Linked DNA regions of Homo sapiens: regions 2 and 3 are each linked to region 1. A link is a contact called in ENCODE Hi-C or POLR2A ChIA-PET data. All regions are on one chromosome and are shown on one strand. The core of a region is the stretch at or near the end of the contact, and the rest is flanking DNA. Distances in the headings are between cores, read along the strand shown.

What was found. A loop is a pair of places that touch in the nucleus more often than their neighbours do. ChIA-PET counts read pairs that join two places held with the same protein, here RNA polymerase II (POLR2A). Pooled maps may share reads with other maps.
Region 2: a pooled map shows a loop between it and region 1 (1.9-fold over the local background). The contact joins the enhancer-like site here to the promoter of KIRREL1 in region 1. A Hi-C loop is called at or near these places in 6 of 50 pooled maps. POLR2A ChIA-PET finds 5 or more read pairs at or near these places in 3 of 52 experiments (K562, MCF 10A and WTC11).
Region 3: a loop to region 1 is called in a pooled map, with 2.6 times the contacts of the local background. The contact joins the promoter of CD1D here to the promoter of KIRREL1 in region 1. A Hi-C loop is called at or near these places in 2 of 50 pooled maps. POLR2A ChIA-PET finds 5 or more read pairs at or near these places in 2 of 52 experiments (activated CD4-positive, alpha-beta T cell and activated T-cell).

The regions. Positions count from the first base shown.
Region 1 is chr1:157,992,009-157,994,933 of GRCh38, reverse strand. KIRREL1 (kirre like nephrin family adhesion molecule 1) reads right to left here and starts at 1,289. Exons shown (of 15, transcript NM_018240.7): 1 at 1,206-1,289. The coding sequence starts at 1,257.
Region 2 is chr1:158,143,855-158,146,836 of GRCh38, reverse strand. All of the region lies in intron 1 of LOC105371460 (a long non-coding RNA gene), which reads right to left. Among named protein-coding and RNA genes, the nearest start is that of LINC01704, 4.7 kb to the right of the region's middle. Within about 2 kb of position 1,481, at least 8 of the 41 ENCODE cell types and tissues checked have a DNase peak (open chromatin) inside an H3K27ac peak, as active enhancers do.
Region 3 is chr1:158,179,430-158,182,501 of GRCh38, reverse strand. CD1D (CD1d molecule) reads right to left here and starts at 1,607. Exons shown (of 6, transcript NM_001371762.2): 1 at 1,340-1,607; 2 at 781-1,047; 3 at 192-470. The coding sequence starts at 1,400. RefSeq lists an enhancer at 1,077-1,136 and a silencer at 2,549-2,598.

The DNA of each region.
Region 1 (2,925 bases), core at 40-2,539:
CATGTACTGTGTATAGTTGTAACGTTCGGGTGGATGAATGCGTGAGTGTGTGCCGATCTGGGGGAGGAATCTGTCTTCCTCAGATGTCTCCGTGTCTTTGTGTATATGTGTCTGTCTCAGTGTGGGGGATGTTTGTGGGGATGTCTCTCTCTCAGTAGGTGAGTAGTCTGTCTCAGTGTCTGTGAGTGTTTTACGGTGTTTGTGTGTCAATTTCTGTGTGTCAGCTCCATTTTTGGGGAGGGAAGGAGTTCAGCAGGATTCAGTCTTCCTTAGAGTCAGACCTGGGAGGCAAGAACCAACTCCCACAGACCCCAGTCCCTGCTGCAGTCTGGACCCTTGGTTCCCTCAGCCCTCTTCCCTCCCCCAACCCCAGCCCTGCCCAGGATACACTGACATCCTCATCTCTCCCAACCACCTCCCTCACCTCCCAGCCTCTCCCCTGCCAGTGTCAAATAAGCCCCAGACAGCAACACTTTCCTGAGCCCAAGTAGAGTGTCAGCCCCCTCCCCCCACCGCCTCTGCCCCCGCCCCCGTGAGTTCCCCCCCTCTGTATCAAGCGGGCCTGAAGCTGTATGTGGAACTCCACTCTCCACCCAGAGCCTCCGTGGGCAGGGGTTCCAAATCCCCACTAGAGGCGCCGAGACACCCCTCCCTTCCTCTAGAGGGGGCAGCCCCAGGCAGGCTGGAGCCGTGATTCAGACTCAGACCCCCGAGGGGCTGGGCTGGAGTAGGGGGATCCCCTTGGCAACATCTTCGGGAGGTGGGACCCAGCTTTTCGCTCACCCCCTCGCCCGAAATCCGAAATCCCACCCTCTTCCCAGCCTTGCCCTTAGGCTGGACTCAGGCGTCCGGAACCCCGGCCTCAGAGGGCGAGGGTCGGTAGGGCTGCCAGAAGCTCAAGAGAAAGCGTTCGGTTCCCCGTTTTACTCGGACCTCCAGCCCTCGCGGCCCCATTGCTCGGTTCTCCCGCGCAGCCAGAGGAAACAACTTGGGCAAATCAACGGCAAACTCATTCTCCCCAGCCCCTCGTTACTCCGCGCCCCCTCCCCCAGGGCTCTGCGCCCGGACCGAGCCCCCGCCTCGTGGCGTCCGGACCCGGGGACTGGCCGCGGGCCGCGGGGCACTCCAGCACTCTCCCACCGGGGAAGCAGTGCCCCGGCCCCGGGGGGAAGCCGAGCGTCCGGGGGTGGGCTGGGGGCCCTTACCTTGGGAGAAAGTATCGGAGAGAGTGAGGATCCAGACGAGGAGGCTCAGCATGCTGTCCGCCCGCCGTGCGCCCGCCCGCGGCTGGGGCCCGGAGTTGGCGAGCGAGCCAGAGGAGCGGGCTGGGGAGGAGGGGAGCCCGGGAGCCCGGGAGCCCGCCCCCCGCCCGCCCGCGCCCGCCCCTGCACACACACACGCGCGCGCGCACACTCACGCGCACAAACTCATTTCCCTGCCCTCCGATTCTCTTTATCTCTCTTTCCTCCCAGACCTTTTTCTCCTCCTGGTCGCCCTCCCCCTTTAATTATTTCTCCTCTCAAGCTGTATCTCTCTGGGTCTCTTTCGGTCTTTGCTCCCCCTTTCTCTCCCCTTCTCTTCCTTCCCTCTCTCCCTCCCTGCCTCCCTGCCTGCCTGCCTCCCTCCCTCCGCCTGACGTCTACTCTCCCTCCGACGGCGCCTCCCTCCACGAGCCCTCCCCCTGCCCCCCCACAACGCGCGCACACACATACCCCCCTCGCTGGAACTGAGATGGAAGGAGAGCAAAGAGGGAAAGGAATTGAGGGCAAAGGCAAAAGGGGGTGAAAAATGTGACCGTCGTGGGTTCTGGGGCAGGCACGACGGGACCCCTGGCCACCCCACCCCCTCCTATTTATAGACGCAATCTTGGTCGCGGGCTATGGAACTAAGCAGTGGAGGAGGAACATGGGCTGAGGGACATCAGCCTCTAGCTCAGAGGATGTGATGGGGAGTGTGTGTGTGTGTGTGTGTGTGTGTGTGTTTCCGTGTGTGTGTCTAGGAGTGGGGTGGGGGGCAGGGAGTTAAATAAACATAAAGACCTTTCTTTTTAAATTCCACACCCAAAGTCTAGCCCCTAGATTCCCCAAATTAAGAATTCTCAATTGACTAATGAATGCTTGGATAAGGGAGGGGCATACATGCCTCTCCCCACCTATAAAACCCAGAACTGGAGAATGGGAGCTGCCTCTTGGACCTGCCTTGAGGCCCTGCCTTGGCTTCACCCAGTCAAGGTTGAGCACAGCTAGGCGTTGGAGGACTCAGCGGCCTGGAAGAGGCACAGTTGACCCTTCCTTTGTTCATCTTAGCCTTCCACCCATCCCGAAGGAGAAGGTAGCCAACTGGATGGCTTTGAAGGGCCAAGACCTGGCCTCACCTCCCTGAATGCAAGCCAGAGGAGAAGACAGCCACCAGTCAGATCTCTAAGCACGCTGGAGTTTGAGATCTTTTGGGGTAGGGACATGGAGGAACTAGGAAGGAAGGGAATTCCTGAGAATCATGAGAGCATTCAGGAGGGATCTCCACTTTCTTAAGGGCCCAGTTTGGCAACCAGCTCCTCTTCTCACCCCTGACCAGATACTTCTGCTCACAGGATTGCTCGGGTAGCCAGAGGTCTGGACCCTAGGGAATGGACAGAGAAGTTGCTGGAATTGCACAATTTTACAGTAATGTGTTGGTCCAAAGAGGTCTCCACTTCTTTCCTCCCAGATCCCAGATCTCCTGGGTCTCTAACACTCCCCGCCAAGTTTTCTCAATTTCTGCCCCTGAAAGTAGGTGCGTGGCTCTCTGGTGCCCTCTGTTGATGTGTAGCGGCCACAGCTCCTCTTTCCTCCGCAGATACTAACACCAGCCTGTGGTCCAGACGCATCCACACACAATTAGAAGACAGAGAAAGGCAGGAAAACACCCAAGCTCATATGCAGAAGC
Region 2 (2,982 bases), core at 232-2,731, 150 kb before region 1:
AAGCTTCCTTGAGCCTTGAGGGCTGCCTCACAATGGATCCTAGGCTTCTTTTTTCCCTTGCTGCTTGCCTGTAAGTAATAATCCCACCTCACAAAATTTGTTGCATGTGAGTGTATCTCCAGCAGACATTGGTAGACCTTCAGGCCAGGATGTAGTGGGCAGAAGTGTGTGGGCTCCTATTTCTGTCGATTGGCATAGTGTCGATCTCTGCTGTCCTGCTTGTAGTGGGAGTCTTCTCTTGGGATTGGTTATTAGTGAACCTGCCTCACAAAATTGATGCTATGAGCAGGGTCTGATCTGACAGAACCATGGCTTTCTGGTGAAGTGGGACGGTGATATCCCCCTGTATCTGACCCAAGGCAGAGATGTCAGCCTGGGCATTCAGGAACTGACGGGACATGCAGCTGGATGAGTCATGGGGAGGGAAGGATGATAAGCGAAACATAGTCTCCCCACCTCCCCTGCAGATGGGAGTGAGCTGGCTGCATAGACCGAGGAGAGGGTATGGAATGTAGAAACAGGATAGAGCAGTGTACAATTCCCTGGGTGTTGGGCACTTACGTAATCGCTCATTCCCAGGCCAGAGAGCTTGGGAAGTGGGTATTCTGATGGACCCTGAGGCACTTGAGAGAGAATGGGAAAGAGGTCCTCAGACAGTCCCTGGAACATCTGAGAGGGAACCAACACACACAGGGTGGGTCTTCACAGATGGGGAGACCGCCTATCTAAAGGATGGATATGGAGGAAGGCCAGGGAAGTCTTACGCAGCCTGGGCGGTGTGTTTGATAAAGGACACTGCAGACCCAAATGTCTCAGGCTGAATGGTGCAGTTAGAAATGGAGCCAAGGTCTCTGGGTCCCCACTGAGTACCAATGGCTCCATACTCCTGTCAGGATAAAAGGGGGAAGGAGAAGGATTCAGACTTTTCTGGGGTTCTTGTGCCCTGGGGCCCACATTACAATATTTCCAGGTCCCCTTAGGGGAAAAAAAGTTAAACTGATGACATCAGGAAGTTTGGAAATGAATATGGTAGCTCATGGTACCTATTTGCTTGTGGTGCTTATCTGCTTGTGGGTGGGGCCCTTTGGGCCATTTCAGGTGCCAGTGATCATGATTCCATCACTAAGTGTATTGTAGGCACTGACATTTTGGCTGCTTCTGGAACAAAATATCACCACTGCCTGAGGGGGTATGTCCTTTCACAGCTAAGAGTTCAAGCCATTAACAGTGGGGTATAGGCACTCCTGCCTGCCACCTAAGCTACTCAGGACCCATTGGGTTACTAAAAAAAAAAAGCAGTATTACATATTAAATGGAGAACAGGACATTACTTAGCTAATTCAAAACTTGCTACAGATAAAAATGTTATAAGCTATGCTTTCACAGTGTAACTGCCCAATTTGGCCAGTCAGAAATGCCTTTGGGGCATGGAGACTCACAATGGACTGTCCCAGGCTGAATGCCAAGGCCATCTGGGCTGGAAGCCAAAGAAGTATCCCAGATAAAGTCAAGCAAAAATGTTTAACCCTCATAGCATCCACTAATAAAAAGGAGGCCCAACAGCTGGTCAACCTCTTTGGATACTGACAACAGTATGTACCTTACCTAAGTGTCCTTCTGGCCCCCTTAGTCAAAGTGACCAACAAATTCCCCACTTTGAACAAAGAGCCCTTTGCAATGGCAGGCCTTGGAAGCCATTCAAAAAGCTGTGGCCCAGGCATTGACTTTAAAACCTTGACAGCCTGCTAGCTTAATGGAGTTAGAGGTCCACAACCCCCATGCCTGCTGACTGGAGTCTGTGCCAACAGAAAACTGCCATTGGGTTATACCAGCCTCTCATTTTAAACACATAAGTTGTGCCAGGCATGGTGGCTCACGCCTGTAATCCCAGCACTTTGGGAGGCCGAGGCGGATGAATCATGAGGTCAGGAGATAGAGACCATCCTGGCCAACATGGTGAAACACCGTCTCTACTAAAAATACAAAAATTAGCCGGGTGTGGTGGTGTGTGCCTGTAGTCCCAGCTACTCAGGAGGCTGAGGCAGGAGAATCACTTGAACCCAGGAGGCAGAGGTTGCAGTGAACTGAGATCGCACCACTGCACTCCGGCCTGGGCAACAGAGCGAGACTTTGTCTCAAAAAATAAATAAATAAATAAATAAACACATAAGTTGCCTGAGGCAGCCACCAGATACGTCTGTTCTGAATTCAACCCCTTGCTTGCTATTGGGCACTCTTGGGGACTGAACATCTTACAGCCTGAAGGACACATGTGACACTGTAACCTGAAGTGGCCATTCCCACTTGAGGGCTCACAAACCCCAACTATACAATTGGATGTGCATGACAGATATCAGTTATCAAATATAAATGGTACATTCAAGATTGAGCCCAGCCAGGACCCCAGGGGACCAGTATGCTCCATAAACAAATGGCTGGCTTATCAGAAGGAGCAAAGCTAGCCATACTGAATGCTCCAGAATGGCTGGCTTGGCTCCCTCTGAGGCCATCCAGGGCCCAAGACTCAGAGACTTGCCTACTGATGGCATGGCAGGTTTACTGACGGAGCTGTAAAACAAGAAGACAGGTCCACGAGGTTGTGGCTGCCATCTGGCCAAGGGATGGTCATATATTGACTGAGACTGAACATGAATGTTCTGCCCAATGGGTCAAACTACAGGAAATGATGATGGCCATCCAGGCCACCTCTACCATCGTATCTTGCTATATTTTCACAAATTTATGGGCTGTTGCCAACAACTTAGCCATTCAGTCAGAGGAATGGCAACTAAGTGACTGGACTATTAATGGATTCCTTGTATGGGGAATAGGACTATGGCAGCAGCTTGCTGCTTGGAAGGGAGACATATATGTCACTCATGTGAATGCTGGGACTACCATAGAGCCCCTTGAGAGGAAATTATGTCATATTTTTGGACACTTCATGGGACTTTACTCTGACCAAGGAACATCCTTCACTGC
Region 3 (3,072 bases), core at 358-2,857, 190 kb before region 1:
ATTAATTGAATTCATAGAACCCAAGAGGTGCTCAGTTGATGTCTGTGAAATGAATAAATACCCTCACCCCTTATCCAGCCCCTCCTGGGCCTTCCTCTTCTTTGAATGCTCAAAGGGATGAGAACCCTGGAATGGAAAAGCCCGTTTGGAGCCCTGAAGTGGAATGCAGGGAGTAAGGAAGGCAGGCTGACCTTGCTTCTTCAGTTCCGACTTCCCTGACTCAAGGAGGCCACTGACAAATTGGGGGCAGGTGCCATTAAGGAGCCACTGCACTGTTTCCCTCGTCCACTTGTCCTGGTTGAGCACTTGAATGGCCAAGTTTACCCAAAGTGGGGCCTCTTGGGTTGGCTCCCAAGAAGTTCCTTGGAAACTCAGGATATCTTTTCCTTGAAATGCTACATGGAAGAAGTTATTTGAGGCGTTCCCAGGGTGCACCTCACAGCCAGCGGACACCTGGAGCTCCAAGGGATCTGTGGAGAGGAATGGAGAAAGATCAAAGAAGGGTTTAAAAGACTGGGAGAGATGAAAGAGAAGAAATTGATGTGCAGGTTATAATGGGGACCCAGACTTCAGGGAAAGGAAAGTAAGTGACCTGGAGTAGGCAGGAACGAGGGACACTTTGAGGAGTCAAAGCCTGGGACATCTCCAGGTAGAAGGGAAATCAGAAGAGGGTGGACAGAGCAGAGAATCTCATCAGGTGGTGCCACAGTCTCCCAGTTGAGTTTCTGTGGCCATTCTCTCCCCTTGGGTACCGGCCCAGGATCCTATCCCTCAGCTCACAGGATAAGCGTAGCATTTTGGCGAATTCCTTCACGTCCCTGGTGAAGCTGCTTCGATAAACCCGAAATATATGCTGCAGCGTCTCCCACTGCTGGTCGCTGAACGTGCCCTGGGACCAAGGCTTCAGAGAGCGGACGGTGTCCGAGTCGTTGCTCCAGCTGTGCGTCTGCAGCTCCCCCAGCCACGCCAAGCCGTCGGTGCGCGTCCAGCTGCTATTGGCGAAGGACGAGATCTGGAGGCAGCGGAGGGGGAAAAGCCTTTGCGGGACTGGGAGAGAATGAAGATTGGAGGCGTGTAGCAAGTGGCCGGGAGAGCAGCCAGCATAAAGAGAAGGAAGAAAGAAACAAGAGGAGATGAGCTTCAGGAGGCGGCTGATGCCAGCGAACTCTGTGCCGCGCTGCCTCTCCCCGGAGCCAGGGAGCAGCGAGTTTTCTACCTAGATCGCGCCAGTGCGTCCCGGGTCTCACCAGTCCCCATCAGGCGTTGCCCTCCCCGTCCCTACCCAGCTCCCTCTCTCCGCCCTCCCGCGAGTGCACTCAAGCGCCCTCGTTCCACCCACCTTCAGCGCTTCCCCAAGCCTGGAGGAGCGCCCAGAGCAGCAGAAACAGCAGGCACCCCATATCGCCCGGCGTGGGGACCTCGCGGAGCGCCGCTGCGCGCCGCCCTCTGACCTGCGCACTCTTCTCCCCCGCCGCTCAGCTCACGTCCCTTTCCGCTGGGTGCCAGCCAATTCCCAAGCCCAGACCCCGGCAGCCCTCCTCGCTGGGCTTGCCGGCGGTTTGCTGCTTCTGCCGAAGGGCGCCCTCGCCCTTAGCTGTGCGAGCTGCAAAGAGGTCGGGGTCCCAGGAATCCTGGCGCCGCCGCTCACTTCAGTAGGTTTCACAACCGGCGTGTCTCAATTTCCTGTTTCAAAGGAGACTTTGGGTCAACGTGTGGGACGCTTTACAACCATTATTTATGTTTTGGAAGCAGGACATAAGGTTGTGTCTGTGTTACAATTCCAACCATGGTAAAAATGCAAAGGGAAAAAAGGATCAAAGTCCTTGCTTTAGCAGTACATGTCTCTAGGTGGAAAGACTATGAGTGATCTTAATTTGCTTTACATCTTTATGTTTTCCAAAATTTCTCAAGTGCAAGTACCACATTTACAATAAAGTAAACGCATGAAAATTAATTTCCTCAGTTGCACATTGAGAGAACTGGATTAGGTTGGCTACAATTCTTTACAACTGTCATATCCCAGGATTCCTCCACCTCAGTGTTCCCTAGCCTCTCTTTCCTCCTGTCATGGTCCTTGCTCTCCCCTCCCCGGCCTCTGCTCTGTCTTCCCTGTCTCCTTTTTGGGGACGCGCCCCCAGACTCTCTTCCTCCTCTCCGCCCTAGGCTCTGCCGGCATACCTTCTCCTCTGGCTCCTGACTCATTCACTTTCCAAATATGCGCCTCTGTCTTAAACAGTAAGTGTAAGATGACAGTGTGTACCTGGACAGCCAACTCGCCACTTCTCACACTGAAAATAAGAAAAAGTGACCAAAAATCGTGGTTCTAAGCCTTAGCTCACCTGGAGGAAAAGACTCCTCTTTGGCAACTCAGAACCTGGGCTGCAGCCTGACACCTCCCTCTCCCTCACTCTTTTTATCCAATCTATCTCCAACTCATCTCTATTTCACTTCTTTTTGAATACCTCTTGAATAAATTCCTTTTTCTATATTTCCACCGTCACCATCACCCTAACCTTTTGACTGATCTCCTGAAGTAGCATTCTTGGGTAGAAAACAAAATCATTAGCACGGCCTGCAAGATTATGCGCCCTCTAGCCCTGGTGTCTACCTTTTGACATCACCTCACACCCCAGCATCATTTGCTCTGTACTGTAGCCTGGCTGTTAGCTTTCAGTTCCTCCACTATGCAAAACCTCTTCCTGACTAAGGTCTCTGCACAAAGTTCCCTCTACATGAAAGCTCTTGACCTTCTCCTCACCTCACCCCCTCCCAATGCCTAGTTATTTCCACTAAGGTATCAGTTCCAAGGTCACTTTCTCAGGGAAGTCTTTCCAGATCTGCCAGACTGTGTGACCCTAGGCAGGAGAAGTAGGGCAGTCCCAACCTCCACTGCTTGTACACTAACTGGCTTTGAGAAGCCATCCTCTCAGCATGTAGCAGAGTTTATAATTATAGAAATGGCCATATGTCTGTCTCCCTCTGTGTCCTCTTCTAAATCAGCTGGAGAGGTGCCAGAAGGCAAGGATCATGTCTCCATAATCTGATTCCTCCCATTCTGCTAACGTTAATGTT